2 separate regions of the Mus musculus genome follow, and region 1 is linked to region 2. The links are chromatin loops, found by intact Hi-C in ENCODE. Cell type or tissue: left cerebral cortex. All regions are shown on one strand. Links, peaks and the distances in the headings refer to the core of each region. The heading gives the core; the rest is flanking DNA.

Evidence for each region. Peaks named below come from ENCODE experiments on the same cell type or tissue, not always from the same donor. Only the 100,000 strongest peaks of a DNase experiment are listed, where the experiment ranks them.
Region 1: a loop joins it to region 2, with 4 times the contacts of the local background. A loop is called at or near these places in 2 of 42 quality-filtered maps.

Annotation. Positions count from the first base shown.
Region 1 is chr3:23,588,300-23,596,650 of GRCm38, forward strand. No RefSeq gene overlaps it. Among named protein-coding and RNA genes, the nearest start is that of 4930412E21Rik, 130 kb to the left of the region's middle. In left cerebral cortex, for the core only: no CTCF peak of the experiment used is centred there; a DNase peak (open chromatin) is centred at 4,396.
Region 2 is chr3:23,122,442-23,130,792 of GRCm38, forward strand. No RefSeq gene overlaps it. Among named protein-coding and RNA genes, the nearest start is that of 4930412E21Rik, 330 kb to the right of the region's middle. In left cerebral cortex, for the core only: no CTCF peak of the experiment used is centred there; DNase peaks (open chromatin) are centred at 3,938, 4,888 and 5,178; H3K27ac peaks cover 301 bases.

The DNA.
Region 1 (8,351 bases), core at 296-8,295, 470 kb after region 2:
GCAATGGGGAGAAATCCCAGGTCCAGTATTTCTCTACTGACTAAACCTTGCTTAAGCTCAGTTTCTTCTTATGTACATGAAAATAATTAATTTTTTTTCTTAGCTTTGTTGTCAGGATAACATTGCTATAATTGGAAGACAAATACTAATATTCAAAAATGGTCTTCATACTTAATAATACAGACATTCTTATGTGTCTTACACTGAGAACTAATCTCACAACAAAAGTTCACTGTTAGAAAGACAAAATCACAAATCCTTTAGTAATATTTATCTCTCTAATAATGCTCAAAAAATACTTGTTATTAATTAAGGGATATTTCTATTCTAATTTGCTTTTCTTTTACTGTAATAAACACCACCATGGCCCTAAGAAACAGATTCATTTCTTCTCACACCTCTAAGTTACAACCTATAAATGAGAGAAGTCAGGGGAATAATTCAAGAAGCACTGCAAGCAGAAACTATAGAACAGCACTGCTTACTGGCTCACTCACTGATCATGTTCAGCAACCTTTCCCATAAAGTTGAGACTGAACTGTTTAGGAATAGTGTCACCCACAGGGGGCTGGCCCTCCCACATATATAAAGAAAATCTCTTATGGATATGACCCCAAACCAACTTGACCTGGCAATTACTCACTTGAGTTTTGCTCTTCTGATGAATTTAGGTTGTGTCTTGTTGACAATAAATACTCATAGCTTAGATTTGATGGACATTCTTTCAAAGAACAACTTATTGACACAGGTTAAATCACTATTGCAAATAATCAACCTTAGAGAAAAAATAACTGTGCTATGATTCTAAGGTAATTAAATATCTAAACCATACTGCATAAGTGTGGATAGAGTTTGCATTTCACAGAGGCCTCAGAAAGAATAGCCATTCCTGGAGGTATGGAGCTTTCTCTTTACAAATTGCCTATGATTGTCCCTCGCTCACAGTTGAGCGGATTGTATTTGTTATGGACATATAAGGCCTTTCAAGATATTTTCATCCTTTGTGCTAATTGCTTTGAGCTATTCCTGTGGAAGGCAACAGGTTATATCTCTCATGTTTCATCTGATAGAAGAAATAATATGCAGTATGTGCTTTTAACTTTTTTTTTTTTTTTTGATTTTAAAACTCATTTTATTGCATTTGTTTGAGGGGAGGTTGAGCATATTGTGTGGCATAGTGTGAGTGTGGTCAGAGGACAACTGCCATGAGTCAGTTGTCTTCTCCCACCACGCAGAGCCCAGCAATTGAACTCAGTCTATCAGACTTTAATATAACAACCATTACTGAATGAGCCCTGCTGACAGCTCTCATGACCTCTTTTTCATTCTTTTTTTTTTTTTTTTTTTTTTTTTTCTCACTATTTTTTTTCCATTTTTTATTAGGTATTTAGCTCATTTACATTTCCAATGCTATACCAAAAGTCCCCCTTACCCACCCACCCCCACTCCCCTACCCACCCACTCCCCCCCTTTGGCCCTGGCGTTCCCCTGTACCGGGGCACACAAAGTCTGCGTGTCCAATGGGCCTCTCTTTCCAGTGATGGCCGACTAGGCCATCTTTTGATACATATGCAGCTAGAGTCAAGAGCTCAGGGGTACTGGTTAGTTCATAATGTTGTTCCACCTATAGGGTTGAAGATCCCTTTAGCTCCTTGGGTACTTTCTCTAGCTCCTCCACCAAACGTGTTTTTAACTTTTAAGAAATTATAGGGTTTCAAACATATCATTGTTTTTCCCAAAAGTTTCCTGTGAACATGCTATAACTAAAAATACTTAGAGACTATTCTACTGAAAAATATATACACTCTGGACAATAGAATGAAAACATTGTTGAAAGGGCAGGAAAGAAACACCTTTAAAAACTCTACATCAACTAAGCTTGTGAACAGATCTGTAAAATGCATACAACATGAGAAAATATTAAGTTACTAACTACTACCTTGTAAAAAGTCCTTTGGTTAGTTCATAGGAAAGTCATAGATATAACTATTGAAGTACTCAGAATATTTCTTTAAATAACATGATCTACATCAGCATTTATACATCACATTACCTAATTTTAATACTGAGGTCATAGTATAAATTATAATGCATTCAATTTTCAACACAGATTTTCCTGTTCATTTACTCTTCCTGCCATTCCCAAAGATATCAAACAGCTAGACTAAAAAGCCTGCTAGGAAATCTAGGTCACTTGTATTTGTTTCTGCCATGAGCCACTTGACAGATTGACAGGTAGATATACAGTAATATCCTGCCTTTTGCATTTTGGCAATCTAAAATGCACAGGGATATGAACATATGACCACATTACCATGGTAATAAATGTGCTAGGCTCTGACCTCACTCAATGTGAGTCTTTGGGAGAATTCCATGCAAGTGCCTAGGCTGAAGGTCAGGCCTGCTATTTTATCATATCAATTATGGCAGTCAGTGAGAGGAAACACTAAATTTTCTATAAAAATGTTACAGCTTTTTTTTTTCCTGGCCCACAATAGCAAATGTTCTCTGAATACTAAACGAGTAAATAAATCCATTTATGGAGAACTGCACGACCCCTTGCTTTTATGGATATTGACATATGATTGTATAAACCCTCAGGAACCTGAAAATCTGCTCAAATTCTGAAAAATATAAAATTAAGAATAAAGACTAATCTGTTCCACATGCCAGCTCATCTATTCTTTACTGATATAGCCAATAAATCAGGAAGAATAGCTTCCTCATTTTTAAAAAGTCAGCATGATTCCCAGTTTGCAAGAAGTAAGTGCCAGAGAAATACTGGCAGAGGACTCTGTGGGGCGAAGTTAGAACAAATGCTTGGTTTGTGATAATAAACTTTATTTCCATGTTTAATTTGCAAGGATTTGGACCTTTTGAGTCACTGAGATGAATGTATAGAACTATGTATTAAATATGTATTAAATGCAGCTGCTTCTCAACTTACAATGGTGTTATGGCTTAGCAAACCCATGGTAAGTGGCAGGTATCATTGTTAGCAATGCACTAAACTGATGTAATTTACCAATGGCATACCCAAGCAGCACAGGGAGTGCCAGGATTTTCCTCATTGATCACAAGCTGGACTGACCTCTGAGACTTGTACTACCTACTTACTCCCCTCACCTACATCTTTGAGAAAAGTCTGAAACATATTGCTCCTTTTCCAATAAAAGATCTGAACTCAACATTTAAGTGTAGTTTATGCCAAAAGCATATCATTTTCTCCTTATTGTACTGCTCAAAAATCACAAGTCAAATTTTAGCAGGTTTGACTTTCAGCCTAGGCATATGCATGGAATTCTTCCATTGACTTACAGAGAAAGAGGTCAAAAAATCAGTATATTTATCACCATATTAATGCACTGGCATGTTTATAGCCCTGCACATGTTTGAATGGCAAAATGCAAGACTTTGTGATTAATTGTCTGCTTAAATTGTTTGTACAAAATATTGTCATTGAAGCTAGAGTCCTCTGTTTTGGATAGTCCTGACGGTTCCCTTCTCTGCCTCACAGTTCTGGGATTACAGGGACACAAGGCCATTTCCAGCTCTTTCCTACATGCTGGTAATCCAAACTTAGGTCTCCTTCCTTGCACAGCCAGAATTTTACCCACTGAGCCATGCTCTCCCAATAATGCACAAATCTTACAATCTATTCTTCCCCATAGTCTTTAAGTATCTTAGCTGTTACATGCAGCAAATGTATTTTGTACCTATTATGCCATTCCATTTAGATTCATAAATCCCTCCTTTTAAATAATTTTACTAAAAATTTGGCTTATCTTATTATTTCTGTTTTAATAACTTATTTTGTCCTAAAATGACTAATGGTTTTTATTCTGTAATGAATGTTTTAAGCTATTGAATTATGCCTTAAAGTGCTGTCTTTGCTTTCCCAGGAATTTGAGATTACTCGAGTGTATTTAGTGCTGCTTGACAACATGACATGACCTAGAATCACCTATAAGACAAAACTAAAACTCCACATTTGCAAGCCAAATAAATATTAAACAAATAATTTACCTTTGTGACTAGTTCACATGCCTACCATACCAGCAAAGAAAATAACTATTTTATTATAATACACCAAACAACTTAACTTCTTTGCCCTAAGGTTGCTGTTGGTTGGTTGTTTTATTAACTGAAGTGTCTCTTCTTGATCTGAGTTGATTTATTCTTTGCTGTTGTCTGGAAACATTTTCAGTGTTGGCTATGAGTATCCAATGCAAAATAAACAACAAAACTGAGAAGAAAAATGACTGCAGCACAGATTTTAAGAAACACATTTTCCTGCTCACTGATCCCCTTTTATCCTCTGCCCATATGTTTCTATGTTGCAGTTTTATCTCTTCCACACTTATGGGATGTCTTGGCAAGGGAAATGAATTCTGATGAGACTGTCTTGGTGGGATTCCAGACCCTTTTTAGTTCAGCTAGCAAACATAGGACCTGCCTTGCTATGTATTACAGGGACGGAAATTCCACTTGTCAGTCCAGTGTTGCTTTTGTTTGCTTATTTGTTTGATAAGTGTGATTTGGTGATAGATGTTTGTAGTGCTTGGTGGTTCAGCTGTATTTTTATGATCTGACAGACACTGGCCAACGCATGTGTTCCTTTGTAACCGTTCATTGTGTTTGGGTGAGAAAAATATATTACATTGTAAAAGTAAGCTAGAGGAGGTGCATTCCCTGGGAAAAACACAAAGTATACTTCTGCTCAGTTAGTTATGCCCTAGTAAATGTGACAATGGAACTAGTATATTTGTCCCTTGATGCCCATAGGAGAAAGACAGATTAATTTTTCTTTTTTCTTTATTTTTTATTTTAAAGATGTATTTATTATTTTATGTATATGAATACACTCTGGCTCTCTTCAGACACACCGGAAGAGGGCATTGGATACACTTACAGATGACTGTAAGCCACCTTGAGGTTGCTGAGAATTGAACTCAGAACCTCTGTAAAAACTGTCAGTGACCTTAACCACTGAGCTATCTCTCAATCCTCAGATTAATTTTTCTTAAACAATTTTTAAATGACTTTTGTGTGTTCATAGTTAAGTGAACAACAACTTTCACACTAAATAAACAATTTGTTACCTACCTGATAGTAGGCCTATCTCCATACTTCTTAGCCAGTTCAAAACAACAGGTAGCATACTACTTATCAAAAGATGTCGCCATATTTTACTAGAACTTCTTCACAATTTTAGAAATCTTTAGTTAACCTACATGTCACTCCTAGTCCTCCTGGAATCTTTCTGGAATAAGTAGCAGAAGAAGTATTAACTGAAACCACAATCTTTTGAACAAGAATAAAATGTGCACTTGGGGTATTCGATTCCATCTCTCTTATTCCTTTGCCTGCCACATCCCCCCTGGCATGCCCAGCTGCCTTTCCCCTTGCTCCAAGTTCCATGGTCCAGCCACCTCTTTACCTGCCTTCGCCAGGCATACAGCTCCAGAACCATCCAGTTTATATCACTTCACCACCAGCAGTCCCCATTTCACTGCCTGCCATGTTCTCTGGGGTACACACAGATGCTCTGAGGCATGCACTGCCCCTTGGGTTCTATTGTCCATTCCATAGCCAGAAATCTCCTATACATAAATATCCAGGTGAGGGCCACCTTCCTAATATCTGCTATATCTGTAACATGCTTGGACAACCAGATGTCTAAAAGCAGCATAAGAACAAAATAAAAAAAAAAAATTGTCAGGGCAGTATCACATGTTCTGAACACAGCTAGTTTACTGTAGCAAGCCTTGGATATTCTAAAATAAAAGAAGCACAAGAAAATGACCTTAAATCCAGTCTTATGCAGATAATGGAGGCCTTTAAAGAGGAGATGATCGAATGCCTTAAAGAAGTATAGGAAAATGGAACAGGTAAAGGAAATAATACTATTCAAGACCTTAAAATGGAAATAGAAGTAATAAATAAATAAATAAAAAATCTGAGACAATCTTAGAGAAAGAAAACCTAGGGAAGAGAGCAGGAGAAGCATACACAAGAATTACCAACAGACTACAAGAGATGGAAGAGGGAATCTCAGGCTTAGACTTTAAGAAATTGATACATCATTCAAAGAAAATGTTAAATATAAAAATCTCCCAAAACAAACATCATTGAAATCAGGGATACTATTAAATGCCCTAACACAACATCTCAACACAGACTCCAAAAGATAGAAGGATCTAGGTAGAGGTCTTACAGCATCTAAAAAACCAAAAATGCCAACCTACACTATTATACTCAGCAAAATTTGAATCACAGTAGGTGGAGATACAAGATATTACAAGGTAAAACCAAATTTAAATAATATTTATCCACAAATCCTGCCCTACAGAAATTAAGTATACCTAATAAAACAAAGTAAATAAATAATTTCATACCAACAAAATCAAAATATTAGAAGCACACACACACAAACACACAACAGTGTGAGAGGCTATCATAGGACAAGCTAGTAACTAGAAGATAATCTTCTTGAGATATCACCTTAGATTAAATTCTACAACAGAACTCTGGTAGCATAGGCTCAGGAGGTAATTATTTTAGTAAAGATTCCTGCTACTAATATGCTTTTCCTGTTATTATTACATATATAACTATCACTGGGTATCAGCCTACACTTTTGAGCAGTCTGCAGATCTACAAGGATCAGTCTTCAGTGATGGTATATAGACCAATCAATGACTTCTTAATTCTTTTATTTTTTTCCAATATGGATTTTTTTCACTTTTTATTAGATATTTTCTTTATTCACACTTCAAATGTTGTCTCATTTCCTAGAATCCCCTCTGAAAATCCCCTATTCCCTCCCCCTCCTCCTATTCCCCAATCTACACACTATCATTCCTCGTCCTGGCATTCCCCTATACTAGGGCATAGAGCCTTCACAAGACGAAGGGCCTCTCCTCCCATTAATGAGCAACAAGGCATCCTTGGCCTCATGTATAGCTATAGCTACAAGTTCAACCATGTGTTTTCTTTGATTGGTGGTATAGTTCCAAGGAGCTCTGGGGTATTAGTAGGTTCATATTGATGTTCCTCCTGTAGACCTTCAGACTCCTTCAGCTCCCTGGGTACTTTCTCTAGCTTCTTCATTGTGGACCTTGTGCTCCATCCAATGGATGACTGTGAGCATCCACTTCTGTATATGCCAGGCACTGACAGACTTGCACCCACAGGAGACAGCTATATCAGGTTCCTGTCAGCAGGCTCTTGTTGGCATCAGCCTAGTGTCTGGGATTGGTGGTTGTTTATGGGATGAATAGACAAACGGGGCAGTCTCTGGATGATTGTTCCTTTAGGTTCTGCTCTGAATTTCATCTCTGTAACTCCTTCCATTGGTATTTTGTTCCCCCTTATAAAAAGGATTCTGAGCTTCTAGGCTAATATCCACTTATCAGTGAGTGCATATCATCTGTGTTCTTTTGTGTTTGGGTTACCACACTCAAGATGATAGCTTCCTAATTCATACATTTGTCTAAGAATTTTATAAATTCATTGTTTTTAATAGCTGTGTAGTAATCCATTGTGTAAATGTAACACATTTTCTGTATCCATTCTTCTGTTGAGGGACATGTGAGTTCTTTCCAACTTCTGGCTATTAAAAAAATAAAAAATAAATAAATAAAACTGCTATGAACATAGTGGAGCATGTGTCCTTATTACAGGATGGAACATCTTCTGGGTATATGCCCAGGAGTGGTATTGCTAGATGTTACAGTAGAACTATGTCCAATTTTCTGAGGAATCACCAAACTAATTTTCAAAGTGGTTTACCAGCTTGCAGTCCCACGAGCAATGGAGGAGTGTTACTCTTTCTCCACATACTTGCCAGCATCTGCTGTCATCTGAGTTTTTGATCTTAGCCATTCTGATTGGTGTGAGGTAGAATCTCAGAGTTGTTTTAATTTGCATTTTCCAGATGATTAGAGATGTTGAACATTTTTTTTCAGGTGCTTCTCATCCATTCAGTATTCCTCAGTTGAGAATTCTTTGTTTACAACATTTTTTAAAATATTTTTATTAGGTATTTTCTTCATTTACATTTCCAAAGCTATCCCAAAAGTCATCAATACCCTCCCCCCAACTCCCCTACCCACCCACTCCCACTTTTAGGCCCTGGAGTTCCCCTGCACTGGGGCATATACAGTTTGCAAGTCCAATGGGCCTCTCTTTCCAGTGATGGCCGACTAGGCCATCTTTTGATACATATGCAGCTAGAGTCAAGAGCTCCGGGGTACTGGTTAGTTCATAATGTTGTTCCACCTATAGGGTTGCAGATCCCTTTAGCTCCTTGGGTAATTTCTCTAGCTCCTCCATTGGGGGCCGTGTGA
Region 2 (8,351 bases), core at 161-8,160:
GTCCTTTGCCCATTCTAAACTCAGTTTATTTTAAACAGGAATAATGATGATGATGAATGATAAATTATGCATATGTTTTGAGTAGGAGTCATGGAGAAATATAGGTAGCTATATTTTATAAAGCGTTGTTCACATATGTTGGCAGTCCCTATTGTCAGCATGCTTTGAGCTACTTGTGTGCATGGACACTTTGCTAGTCAGTGGGCATGATGACAGCAATGAACCATCTATCTTCCCCCTCTAACAGATAATTAACAGCCATCTTTGTTACAAATATTAAAATATGAACATGTGGGGTTTTTATTATTTATAATGATTGGGTATTCTCAAATTGATCAGAGAGTTACTCTGGGTGATTTTTATACCATGGTTTTATTATACTCTCTTATTTTATATTGATGCTAAGAAAGGCTAATTCATTTCGAGTTATATAACCAACTCCAGCACGTTTCAAGTTTTAACATCTATGTCTGATTCTTTCCTTGCTGTTTTCACATTGTGCAGCCTACTCCTGCTTCCCAGCTTGACCCCTTCTTTACCCATTAGTTTCTACCTGGACACTGGGAGACACTTACCCAGCTTTCAAAAGACTAGCCTCATTCAATAAATCATCTTCTTAAAACTAACAAACAAACAAACAAACAAACAACAACAACAACAACAACAAAAAAACAGCTGAAGAAAGACTGAAACAAACACAACCACCAGCCACAGATGAGGATAACTTTATGCTCACTTTATGGTCAGTGGATGACTGTTTACATGTGAAAGGTAGTATGAATTTTATTGTATGACTAGAGGGCAGGACATCAGTAACAGAGGGCATGTCAGTGTTCTGGAAAATGTTGTTCCTCAACTTTTAAGCATGAGCATTAGAAGACCTGACTTTCTAACCCCAGTGGGCTTTGTGTTTTGGCTTGCATCATTTTTCCACAGAACTACTCATTTCTTTCATGTGAAAGGTAGGAACATAGGAAAATACCCTACAATATGACATTATGAGGTTCTCATGGTAGCATGAGCAGTCACTGCCACTATACTCATGAAGTATATTTCAGTGTAAAGGGGAAATTGAATCACCAGTTTAGAATATTCTTACAATCAATCTTTTCACTCTTTTCATGCCTCCTTTATAGGCTTTTGTGTTGGTCATCATTTTATCAATTGTTAACAGCATTATTTTTATTCCTCTGTATGTGCAAAGCAAGTCTTATGAAAACACAATTGAAATACTAGTTCAGCCCCTCAAAGAACTGTCGTGTTATAACCATTAGCATGCTATAGTAAAATGTTTGTAGGATATCAATAATGGATTGCAGTATAAATATTTATGGAGTGTTGTGAGGTAATTAGTTTCCATCAAGCTGGGACATGCAAAATTGAATAGATTCTGGCTGAACAAGGCTTTGACTAAGTGGTGTTGGCATAATCCTTTTCCAATATTAAACAAATACTATCTTCAAAATGTTTGAAGTAAAAGAGAATTTTAAATCTTATGTAGCAGATAAAGGCCCCCCAATAAAATATGTCATTTTAATAGATTATGAAGGTAGTATGACTTTTCAAATATATTCCCATTTTAAAAGTTTGTTCAATTATTTGAAAATATTTTAAAAATACTACTATATGATAACATTCAGATATTTTGAAAGTAAAAGTTTCATATACTTCACACTTTGATAGCCATTCTATCTAGCACCCCATGTAAATTAATGACACTTTCAAGCATTTAAGTTGGGGTTAAGGATTCTCGTTTCTATTTTTCCCTGTGTTTCATTTTTAGAAAAGCTGGAATTCTAGAAAAAAAGGTAGCAATTCTGCTTTAACTAACTTTTAAGGGTTAAGTTGTACACTATACACAACATTTTGAATAAGATATTAAACACAAACATAATCCTAAGCTATTGTGTAATTAAGTTTTATTTAAGACATAAGACTTTTCCTCAGAGTTTAATGTTGTCTTATGAAGTGAGGTTTAAGCGTCTCCTGGGAGGCAGGAACTCAGTCAGGGGAGGCTGAAGGAAGGAAACATGCAGTAGCCGTGGGAGAGCATTGCTTATGTGCTTTCCCCACAGTTTGTTCTGCCTGTTTCTTGGAGCCTTCAGCACACTATGGGAGGCTCTGTCTACAGTGAGTTGCCCCCCATATCTATCCTAAATCAAGAAATGCAGCACAGGCTTCTCTATAGGCCAATGTGGTGGAGATGTTTTCTCAACTAAAGTTCCCTCTCCCCAGATAATTGTAGGTCTCTAAAGATGACATAAAATTAGTCAGCATTCTCATGTACAACCCATGGCATAGGCACTAAAAATAATTTTCTGCAACTTGGAAATAGGATAAGGTGATTATTGTTTTATTTTAAACACTTTTTTTTACTTTAGAATATTTCCAATAAATTGTCCAATAAGGATGTAATCATATGGATACTGGTCACAGACCTGATAACCATGTAGCTTGTTTATGGCCCTTAGAAACTAAAGGTAGACCTACAGAAACTAAAAATTTCAAGATTGGAGCATTATGGAGATACTGTTAACTCCAGTGTAGATGGGCTTTTAGATGCCTATTGAAGGCTAATTGGAAAATACCACATCCAATCTGGTAACGTGCTTTAATATGCCTTTCCAAATTATTTGTCTTTCTAATGACGTATTTATAATTTTGCAAACTTACACCTTTATACCATTTTATGTTGAGAGTAGAGCCTAGGGTTTAACATGCTATGCAAGTTCTGTATTGCTGAGTTACACCTTCAGTCAAAGAACTCTATTAACAAGGGTTATTGCCCCCGCCCATGTGTATGTGCATGTATACACATGTGTACGCATGTCTGTGTCCCTATCTGTCTCTGTCTCTCTGTCCTGTTTTGAGAATTGTGTCTTCATAACTACAATCCTTCTTGTGTCATGCCCATTTTATATAGCTGAAATAGTGGCTTAGCAAGTTTAAATCACATAGCTAGTAAGGGGTAGAACTTGTATTAATGTTTATTTCCTGGTCTGTGTTTATGTCCACAACCATAAACAACTTGGATATTCTCAGGTATTTGGATATTTATGAATATACTTCCTTCCTGAATGAACAATTAAAATCTTATTCTTGCTATGCAATATGGAAACATTTACCTTAGCCTGATGCATGAAAACTTAACAGACTTTATAAACTCTTGGTTAATTAGCTTTGGAAAACCATTCACTTCCATAAGTGTGGCCTTACAGTGTTGTACATATCTGTTCTCATGCATTCTTGTATAGGCACTATAGCAAGAGAACTAATATCACACTAATCCACAAATGATCTCCAGGAGTATGTCACCGAAAATGAACTAGTAACATAATATCCCTTGGGGTACTTCAGGAACACCCATCCCAAATCACAATGCAGATGACAGTTACAAAGCATGAGAATGAGGCTGCTGCTGGTGGTAGACCTCAGCTATTTTCAAGGGTGTTTGTTCTGAAATTTGACTAGTAAATCAGATGGAGTTTGAATCAGTATGTAGTTGATTTGTTGTTGGCTGCAATGCCATTTGTGGATAAATAAAATACCCTGAGATTACTTGACTATAAACCTCTGGTGACATGTACATGTTCTCATAAAAGAAAAAAAAAATCCTGGAGGCTAGAATATTTTCTGCTGAAGGATTTCAGGCTGTCTGAGGCCGTGAGAATTGCCTTCTTAATAGAGAATGCCCCATATACTTTTCTACATCCATGACATCCTAGACAAGAGAAAGAAGGGGAGAGTAACAGATGGTGTCACCAAGTGCTGACCTTGGTTCTTAAAGCTGGTCACTTACTCTCCTGGGTTACACAGGGATGTTTAGAGTTAAGACTTGTCTGCTGTGGCTCAAAGAACCAACTCTCCTTTACCCAGTGCAGATGGATAACAGATTTCCTACTAGATTTCACAGTTCCTGAAGAACAAGTGTTAGCAGTATTTCTTTTGGACGACAATTATATAAAATTTGGATTGTCCAAGTCAGTTGTGCAGGAATGGTGATTTGGGGGGGAGCAGTTCATTATTTTGATTAAGAAAACGCATGTAAATTAAGCAAAGCAATAATTACGTTGAGCAAGGATCCTTTTTTCTTGCCATTACAATTTGTCATGTGAAATGAATGCAATGTGACCATTTCCTAGTGACCCTCATATGTGTAAAATACTAAATAGTTCTAACTTAACTTAGAAAACTTGCACATGACTTTCTTAATGCTGAGTGCCTTTCTTAAGATAAATATAATTTATAGATTTTAATGAAATAGATTTGGAAAGACCCATTGATAAATTCAGGGTAATATAGAGAAGTATATGCAACCTCTAGAAACTTATCCACAGGGAGCTAAACTTCATCTTAAAATAAAATGTTTATTGCAATTGGTTTGAGGAAGGGACATTCGACATAGAGAAGACACACATCTTGGTTTGATGGACATGCATAAATGCTATTTTAATTTGTTTATTATCTTGGATATGGGGGCTATTGTATCCTTAATGACCTTGAATTCAGTGTTTAGTCAAGAATGATCTTGAAGTTTTACGCTTTCATCTTGCACCTCCTGAGTACTGGGTTAGAGGTGTGCTACCACAAAGTCCTAGTATATGGGCTACTAGGGACCGCATTCTTGGTTTGTGAATGTTCAGCTGTCACAGTCCTACTAAGTTATTTCCCCAGCCCCTATAAATTCTATTTATATGAACTTACTTCTCATGCTATAATATAAAATAAACTTATGATTTCATAAAATATTGACAAACTAAATGGTTTCTCAGCCAACTCCATAGAATTCTAGAGTAAAGTTTCTTTTAAATCCTGTTAATTTCATGGACACTTTAGTCTATTTGCTGAGAAAGAAATTAAAATAGATGTGCAGGGTGGGAACAGAGCAGGCCATCTGCCTTTTTGTGTTAAATGTAAATCTATGAAATGTAACAAGAGGGTGGAACATTTAAAAACCTTGAATTGAATCTTTAATTTTATAGGCGAATAAAAAAGAACACTTGTGTACTATTGTACTCTATTCTTTTTCTTTCTTTCTTCTTTTTTTACCTTCCTCATGTTTGCAGAATTATTGTAAACTCTAGGGCTCAAAGACAGGAGTTCTGATTAAAATTAGAATTTCTTCCTGGATTAAAAATGAGATATGCTCTCTTCTCCATGCCCTGGGCAACTACAAGCTCTAAGTTATACCAAAGGCAGGCTATCTAGACCTATTTGGATGGCTGTGTGAAGGTTTTATTTGCTTTCTCTGTTGTTTCTTAATTCCTATGACTTTGCACTTTAAGTTTTCTAGGCTTTTGTTTTATAAATACCAAACAAACATGCAGGTTCTACATCTCTCCTGTTAAACCTTGAAGAATATTTTAAAATGTATCAGCATGTGGGATTTTGCTTTTCAGTCATAATGCATATATCAAAGGGATGTGACTCTATGGGTATATGTGCACACATGGACTTCTACACCTTTTAACCAGGATAAATATTCAACACTAGTCTTATAGCAAGAGACATGTTTGAAGGTTATTACCATTAAGGAAGTTGCATTTTTGTCAAATTTTAGTGTGTATCTCACTAAAATTGAGTATCTCAGTGTTGGAGTACTCACTTGGCATATGAGAGGGCCTGAGTTCAATTTCCATTATCACAAAATAACAGCAAAGCAGATGAACCAACAACTTGTGTTCTCTGAGAAGTCATATTTCATTATACGTCTGAACATCAAATCTAAGCAATCTATTGAAGCGTATTTTTGATGCTGAGGAGAACAACTATTAATTTATACCTCTGACTTATCTTTAGTGAGTTTGCTTATATTTGTGTATCTATCATCTATCTATCTATCTATCTATCTATCTATCTATCATCTAATTATCTATTTATCTATCTTGTACACACACACACACAGGTTAAAAGGTAGAAATATTTATTAGCATTAAAAAAGGAATTCCTGAGGGCTGGAGAGATGGGTCAGTGCTTAAGAGCCGCTTGCAAAGGACCCGAATTAGCTTCCTGGCATCTACATTACTAATTGTACTTGCATGCCTAAGTGTATGTCCTAAATACAATCTGTTTGGTCTACATAATGTTAGATGTATATATGTTTTCCAGGTTGACATTTACCACTGGATAACCCATTACTGTCCATTACATATCCTGAAAAATACCACCTCTTCTACTCTTAGCTTTCCTTAATTGCTTATAGTTCTTTTAATATGGTTAGTGCTTCACAGGGTTTTTACCCATAAGACTTTATGGATGTAGCTTTTTATATTAAAAGGAGACACAATTTCACAGCAAACTCCTTGATCTTCTGGCTCTTACTATCTTTTTGTCCCTTCTTCAGCAGTGTTTTATGAGTTTGTTGATGTGTCTATTGGGTTGGGCTAGAATATCATAAAAGCTTCAAATTTTTAAGCTTTAAACTCTACATAATCTTCGAACTTCTGATATCCTATGAAAAAAATCATGAAAGGTCAGAGCAACTAAATAATTAACATCAGCACTATGCTGCACCACCAGCCTGAGTCTGTATTCTCAGCATATTTCATTTCTTTCGTATAGTTTCAGAATATTTATCAAATGTTATCCTAGTATGTGAGATAGGGGATCATATTTTCAGCCTCCAAGAAATATACAAATAGGGTTTCTTATTGACTAGGCTGTTATTAAGTATGGGAAGCATGGTGGACAGTGAGCCCTAGAGATCCCTACATCTCTGGCTCCCCAGCGCTGGGATTGCAGCATGCTTCACTAGACACATTTTTTTAAGTGGGTTCTGGAGATTAGACTCAGACCTCCTTGCTTATACAACAAGCACTTTACCAACTGAGCCATACCTTTAGTTCTTCTCTTACTCTTTTTCTCAAGCTAGATTATGCAGAATAAGATTTTTGATGATAATTACAAAGATTCTCCAGAGCTCATATCCAATTTTCCAATTATCCACTTCTGTACTGAGACCTATTGGCCAGAGTAAGTCACATAGTTGAGCCAAGTCTAAAAGTTGGTAAATTAAATGCTGCCAGTGGTGAGACCAAACACCATACAGAATCCCAGTATCAACAAAGCAGGACTATCTACTATTTCCATGGAGACCAACAAGTATTTGTGCAACTCTTCTGTTTTCTCTTGGTTTATCTTTATGATACTTTTTGGTTTAACGTTCAGGAATTTGTACTCTATCTCTGTCATCAATCACAGTGGGGAATTTGTGGGATCACAATGTATGACAACTGGTTTCAGCAATAATGGAAGTTTTATCTTTATCTCACTTTGAAGTCAATCTTTCCTCTCTTTGGAACTTACTAATATAAAAGTCTGAGGGTTTTTTTTTCTTCTATGTATGTTAAAGTCAATCTATTTCATCTTCCCCCTTTCCATATCTTAAATGTTATTTGTTTCAATTTTCTTCATTGTTTATTTCATAGCCATTACAAGGAAATATCAAATTTATATCACATTCCACCCTCCAATTTTCCCTAATATGTCTCCCTCTTCACTACATATGTTTTGTTTTGAGGACACACTAAACACAGCTGCTGATACCCATGTATGTATGAGTGACACCCATGTATGTCATTCACTAGTATAGAAGGAACAAAATAAAAAAAAAAATCATTGTTAAGCATGCAGGCCTACTTTCTTCAAAGGAACGAAGAGCTGGTCTCCTAAAATGCTGGAGAAAAAGTAGACAAACAACCTGGTGACCCTTTGCAATTCTATGAGAATTTAGCCTTCATGTTAATTTCCCCAAATCTCAAGAATTGTATTGGCCCTAATCCTTGGCTTTGTCTCTCAAAAAATAGATCTCATCATTATGAAAGATGCTCCATGTACTTTGCATCCTCTATCAATAGCATCCATACTTATGCTTGTTACAAATTCTTTTTCTATAAACTCCATCCCTGAGTACTGTTTCCTGGTCAGTAGAACACAGTTTTATGATAATAAGTAAAACACAGTCTTATGATATAGGTCTTAGGTAGTTTGCTATAGGATTGTATTTTACAAAAAAAGTTTAATGTAGCCATCCCTGATGCTTTATTATAAGAATTGTCATGTTGAGATTCCTCGCCAAAATTTTACTGTGCATAAATGTGTAAAAAATTTAAGGCATGGATCAAACTCTCTAGAAGATTTTATCCAGTATGATGGAGCAAGTCTGGCTGCACTGAATTTTCAGTCTAAGCTCTTTGTGGTTCATTTCCCTATGGGTTGTGATATCTGTGAAGACCTCTGAACCATGATAGCATGCAATCTACCACTTTATTTTCTTTGTGTCAGTGTGTTCTTGAAAAGTATTAGTATATTGCATTCCTCTTTCTCTATGGATATTTTTAATTTCTTGCATA